Linked DNA regions of Homo sapiens: region 1 is linked to region 2. The links are chromatin loops, found by intact Hi-C in ENCODE. Cell type or tissue: chondrocyte. All regions are shown on one strand. Links, peaks and the distances in the headings refer to the core of each region. The heading gives the core; the rest is flanking DNA.

Region 1 (2,898 bases), core at 250-2,749, 99 kb before region 2:
GATATTTTATTTCTTTTTAAAGAAAACCCAAAGAGGTAGCAAGTCAAAGCTTTCCTTACAATTGGAGGATGCAGAAACAGATGAGCTTTTAAGAGACCTGAGCACACAAATTGAATTTCTTGATTTGGATCAAATCAGTCCTGAGGAACAACAGATTAGTTCCCCTGAAAGGCAGCCCTCAGGAGAGCTTGAGGAGAAAACCGACCGGATGCCCCAAGATGAACTGGGACAAGAAAGAAGGGACTTGGAGCCAGAAAACAGAGAGGAGGGACAAGAAAGGAGAGTATCCGACATCCAGTCCAAAGCAGGGATCTCCCGGGAGTCACTGGTGTCCAGCACCACAGAGGACATTCTGTTTCAAAAGGATAAAAGCACCCCGGTGTATCCCTTGGTAAGTGTAATGCTTTTAAATCTCCCCCAGTGCTTTTGAGAGTGTTGCGCAATAGGGGAATTTTATGCATGTTGGGGGAAAAAGAATACCACCAGAAGGATACTTTTTAAACTAATAATAGACTTGTGTTTTTTTTTTTAAGACAGTCTTGCTTTGTCGCCCAGGCTGGAGTGCAGTGGCACGATCTTGGCTCACTGCAGCCTCCACCTCCCAGGTTCAAGCAATTCTTGTGCCTCAGTCTCCCGAGTAGCTAGGATTACAGGCATGAGCCACCACGCCTGGCTAATTTTTGTATTTTTAGTAGAGATGGCGTCTCGCCACGCCATGTTGGCCAGGTTGGTCTTGAACTCCTGACCTCAGATCATCCACCTGCTTCGGTCTCCCAAAGTGCTGGGATTACAGGCGTGAGCCACCACGCCCGGCCTAGACTTGTGTCTTTTTTTTTTTTTTTTTTTTTTGGAGACACAGTTTCACTCTTTTTGCCCAGGCTGGAGTGCAATGGCACGATCTTGGCTCACTGCAACCTCCGCCTCCCGGGTTCAAGCGATTCTCCTGCCTCAGCCTCCCAAGTAGCTGGGATTACAGGCGCCTGCCACCATGCCTGGCTTTTTTTGTATTTTTAGTAGAGATGGGATTTCACCATGTTGGCCAGGGTGATCTCGATCTCTGGACCTCGTGATCCGCCCACCTCGGCCTCCCAAAGTGCTGGGATTACAGGCGTGAGCCACCACGCCCGGCCTAGACTTGTGTCTTTTAAAGTTCGGTTAAGAGCTCCGACTGGAACACGTGTGACTGAACATGAACTTGAGAGCGGCATCTGCGTTCAATGGTGTTGCTCAGCAGGCAGGAAATTCCAGACATAGTTTGTCTGTTGCATAGGGTGCTATTTCACGTGGGAGATCCAAACTCCATTCCGCCCCTTTCCCCAGCTTCCTCCTCCCCCTTTCCTTCCCGCTTCCTCTCCCTCTTCTTCCCTTCCCTCTTCTTCCCCTCCCCTCTCCTTTCCCTTTTCTCTCTTCCCTCCTGTCTCCTCTCCTTTTTTCTCTCACATTGTAAAACTCCTCCTTCATGCTGCCAATTCCACCCCTTCCCCTTCTTGCCTCACCTCTTCTGCCTTTATCTTTACATGACCCCAAAACCATCCATTCCAAGAGGGTCCCAGAGTGGAAGGTAATGGAGGAGTGAAAGCCGCAGTGAAAAGCCCCAGGCAGTCCAGAGGAATCTGCCTTTGCCACTGCTGAAAATATTCCAGGGAGGCACCATCTGCGAGGAGTAAAAATATTATCATTTACCAGGAGAAGGAAAAGGAGGAGTTTTTTCCTTCTTCCTCCATCTGCTACTTTCTGAAAATTGTTTCCTAGGATTCATCCTTCCTGTAGATTCATGCCTTTGGAAGATGTGGAAGCGATTGAATGGATATCAAATACTTAATGTAGTTCCTAAGACATAGTGAGTACTCAGTAAGTGTCCGCAACTGTGTGTCATGACGATGACGGTGGCAAGACGTCTGGAGGGAAATGCAGGCAACTGGAAACCTCCTTTCTGCATATGGGCTTCATTTGAGCCCCGTGTGACAGCCTCTCTCCCACAGCTTGCAACTGTTCACTCCGAGAGAAAGAATAATTGAGCTTTAGGGCTCACAAAGACTCTTGTCTTGTTTAGCCAGCAAACATAAATCAGGCAATGTCTCTAAGAAGGTGTATTCTTTGTGTCAGGGGCACAGCTATCTGGACTTGGCAAGAGCCACTCCCCCAAGTTTTGGGTCTCGCTTAGCCTTGGTCTCACTGCGGAACCAAAACGGCAGAACCAAAAATTTTCTAGACTGTCTTCCTTTACAAATTACTTTAGCTTTTATTTATTTATTTATTTTTTGAGGTGGAGTCTTGCTCTGTCACCTAGGCTGGAGTGCAGTGGCGTGATCTTGGATCACTGCAACCTCCACCTCCTGGGTTCAAGTGATTCTCCTGCCTCAGCCTCCCGAGTAGCTGGGACTACAGGCATGCACCACCACGCCCAGCTAATTTTTTGTAATTTTTTTTTTTTTTTTTTTTTTTTTAGTAGAGACGGAGTTTCACCGTGTTAGCCCGGATGGTCTTGATCTCCTGACCATGCAATCTGCCCGCCTAGGCCTCCCAGAGTGCTGGGATTACAGGCGTGAGCCACCATGCCCGGCCTTTTTTAAGAGACAGAGCCCTGCTGTGTTGCCCAGGCTGGACTAGAACTCAATCCTCCCACTTCAGCCTCCTGACATTTCTTTAGCTTATTGCATGTATCTTCTTTCTTCTTTCTTTTTCCTTCACTTTCTTTTTCTTTCTCTCTTTCTCCTTTATTATTTTTTTCTTTTTGTTTATTTTGAGACAGGCTCTCACTCTATCACCCAGACTGGAGTGCAGTGGTGCGATCATGGTTCACTGCAACCTCCGTCTCCTGGGTTCAATGGATCTTCCCACCTCAGCCTCCCCAGTATCTGGGACTACAGGTGTGTATCACCACACCCAGCTAATTTT
Region 2 (2,898 bases), core at 142-2,641:
GCTGGGGCCGCGGCCGCTGCCCAGGTGCGCTCGCGCCTGTAGCCCACCTGGCGCGGCGGCCCGGAGGCGGCGGGCGCCGGGGCCAGGCGGTTGGAGCGGCGGGGCGGCCCCCGCCGCGGCGCTCGGCTCCCGGGAGGGGGGCTCGGGGCCGGCCCCAGAAGCCATTTCGTTTTGTGCAAGTCACATGAAAGCGGCTTCCCGCGCGCCGGGGCCGCGATGCCGGCGGCGGCGGGGAGAGCGCGAGCTCCATTGTGCAGGCTCCGAGCGGGCCGCCGCCGCCGTCTCCTCCCCGCGCACCCCGGCCCGCGCCCCGCCGCCCTCCGCCAGCCCCGGCCCGCCCGGCCGCCCGCTCCCGCCTCCCGGGCCCGGCGCCCTCGAGTCTGCGGAGTTTGCAGAGCGCGAGCCGTTTAAATTTAGCGCTTTGGGCTGCCTGGAGCGAGGGCTCTCGGCGACCAGGAAAGATGGGGGCGAGCGCTGGGAGCCAGCGGCCAGGGGCGCGGGGCGCCCACGTCCCACCCCGCTCTGCGCGGCGCCCCGGGCGGGGGGCTCGGGCCAGCCGATGTTTTTGGCCAGAAGCCGTTCGTCCTGGGCCGCGGCTGCCTCTCCACACCGGGAGCTCGTGTTTGTTTTGCGGAGGGAGCTGTTGTTTTTGTTCTCTGCACCGGGGAGAGGGGGACTTGGTGGCGGCCGCGCGTGGTTTTCGGGATCACATTAGCGTCCGCCCGGCGTGGCCCGGTCGACATTAAGGGGATCGAACCTTTCCGCGGCCTCGTCGGGGTCTGCTCGGAATCGGCCCCTGGGCCAGGCCCGAGGCGCAAGCAGATCGCCAGGTTGGGTCAGAGTTGTTGAAAACTCCCCGCTGCCTGATTTCAACTTTATTATTTTTTTCCCACGCCTTCACTGGGGTCCCGGAGGGAGAGGAGCCGCCGCAACGCTGGCTCTGAGTGTCAGCGCCCGCGGGCTCGTCTCGACCCTTTATTTCGAGCCTGGAAGCTGGGCAGGCCCTGTGGCAGGGGATGTTTACGTTTGGGGGTGTCGTTTCTCGAGTAGCGCCTCGGTCTCTAAAAGCCACTGGGGGCGAGCCTCCGGTGTGGCGGTGTCACAAGTTAGCTGTCCTTTCTGAGTCAAACCCAACAAAAAAGGCAAGAGGAAAATCAATAAAGTCCACGTGCTCCCCGGCCTCCTATGGAAAGGGCTGGCTGCGATGGCCGGATGCCCGGCCGTGGGCTGGGTTTGGCTCCAGTGGGACAAAGAATTTTCAGAACCGTGAGAAGGGGAGGCTTTCCAAAGTTGAGATCCAAGTCGTCGGTGTCTCGGGAGCTCCCCTGGTACACAGGGTGCCCGGTGCCCGACTGGAGCCATTTAAAAATGGCAGAAACAGCTGCAGGCCAACACACACACGCTGGAAAACAACCCGCAGCCCCCTCTACTGTGGGATTCCCCGCGGGAAGCCCGGAGTTGCTCCCCTCCTTGCCTCAGCCCCTGTGCAAAGAAAGAACTGGTGTCTGTGCCTGGGTCCCTTCTGTCGCCGGCCTGGAGGTTGGGAAACAGCCGGCAAGCCGCCTTTCTCTGCTCGAGGAGGCGTGGTGGGGCCTCCTACTCCAGGTTCCCGGCTGGACAGAGGCTCCTGCACCCTGACAGCTGCTCCCGCAGAGCGGCCAGCTGCTCTGCAGGGAGGGCAGATGGAGAGATGGGGCTTCCCACCCCGCGGGCCCCGGGGCGGCCGGCCTGGAGGCCTTCCAGCCCGCTGACCCCGCGGGGACCAGGCCTGTAGTTGGAGCTTGAGGGGCTGTACCTCTGCGCCTCCCTGGGTTTGGGGAAACAACACATCGTGTCCTCTGAAGACCTCAGGCTTTGGGATCTCATGGTCCAGCTTCCAGTTCACTTCGTTGCCGCGACCTTGGGCATATCATTGTCACTTCTCTAACCATGGTGACCCGGGGTTTTGTGCTTGGCTTCCAGGTCCCCTCGGGTTATTGAGGACGATTGAGGTCATGCCTCCGAGAGCACCGCGCCCTGGGCGCAGGAGGAGCTGTTGCTCAGTGTTGTCTGTGTTGTAAGGTGGACTTTGTAGAAACTTGGCTTTGAGGTTTTTTGTTTTTTTTTTTTTTTGGCCCCTTCTAAGCGAAAGCCTTGGACTTATTGCCCAGGTTTCTCTGGCCCCTGAGAAGCCATATCTCACCTTCCCCGCGCCTTCGGATTGGGTCTTAGACTCAGCCCATGAGACTGTGGGTTGTTTATTAATTGTGTGGTCACCAACCATGCATTTCACCACTGGTGGGGGGGTGGGGTTGCCAGGTTTAACCAGATAAAAATACAGCACACCCAGTTAAATTTGAATTTCAGATAAACAATGAAAGATTTTTTTAAAAATAAATGTTTTTGAGTATGTCTCATGCAATATTTGGGACACACTTATACTAAAACATTATCTAATTTATCTGAAATGCAAATTTAACAGGGCACCCTGTATTTTACCCAGAGGGAAGCCGAAGTGTTTGGCAGATCATTTGGCCCCATGAGCCTTGGGTGGGTTTCTCCTCAGCCCTAGTGACCCCTAAAATTACCCCCCCGACCCACCCACTGTCCCCTGATGCTTCCCCCACCCCCGGAAAAAGCTGTGGCCTCCCTCTCATTTGGGGCAGGCTGCCTCCTGTTCTCTTTTTCTGGTGTTTCAGCAAGGCAGGCCAGTGGAGGTGAGGTGACCAGAAGATGGCTAAAGGGAAAACAAAATGGTGGGCCTCTTTTTGGGAAACTGGGCCAGGGTTTGGGGGCCCTGTGCTGGTGGAGGAGAGAAGACCCCAGGGCGATGGTAGGAGACGAAAGCTTGGGCTGCAGCGTAAGCTTGGAGGCCCGCTGCGGTGGCTCACGCCTGTAATCCCAGAGCTTTGGGAGGCT

The links. Peaks named below come from ENCODE experiments on the same cell type or tissue, not always from the same donor. Only the 100,000 strongest peaks of a DNase experiment are listed, where the experiment ranks them.
Region 1: a loop joins it to region 2, with 3 times the contacts of the local background. A loop is called at or near these places in 53 of 110 quality-filtered maps.

Annotation. Positions count from the first base shown.
Region 1 is chr12:121,923,600-121,926,497 of GRCh38, forward strand. CFAP251 (cilia and flagella associated protein 251) reads left to right here. Exons shown (of 22, transcript NM_144668.6): 3 at 23-391. Among named protein-coding and RNA genes, the nearest start is that of CFAP251, 6.5 kb to the left of the region's middle. RefSeq lists enhancers at 883-1,561, 1,124-1,418. In chondrocyte, for the core only: no CTCF peak of the experiment used is centred there; no DNase peak of the experiment used is centred there.
Region 2 is chr12:122,022,366-122,025,263 of GRCh38, forward strand. The region is part of intron 1 of BCL7A (BAF chromatin remodeling complex subunit BCL7A); the gene reads left to right. Among named protein-coding and RNA genes, the nearest start is that of BCL7A, 1.9 kb to the left of the region's middle. RefSeq lists an enhancer at 72-887 and silencers at 78-237, 1,718-1,807. In chondrocyte, for the core only: CTCF peaks have their summits at 1,416 and 1,622; a DNase peak (open chromatin) is centred at 1,599.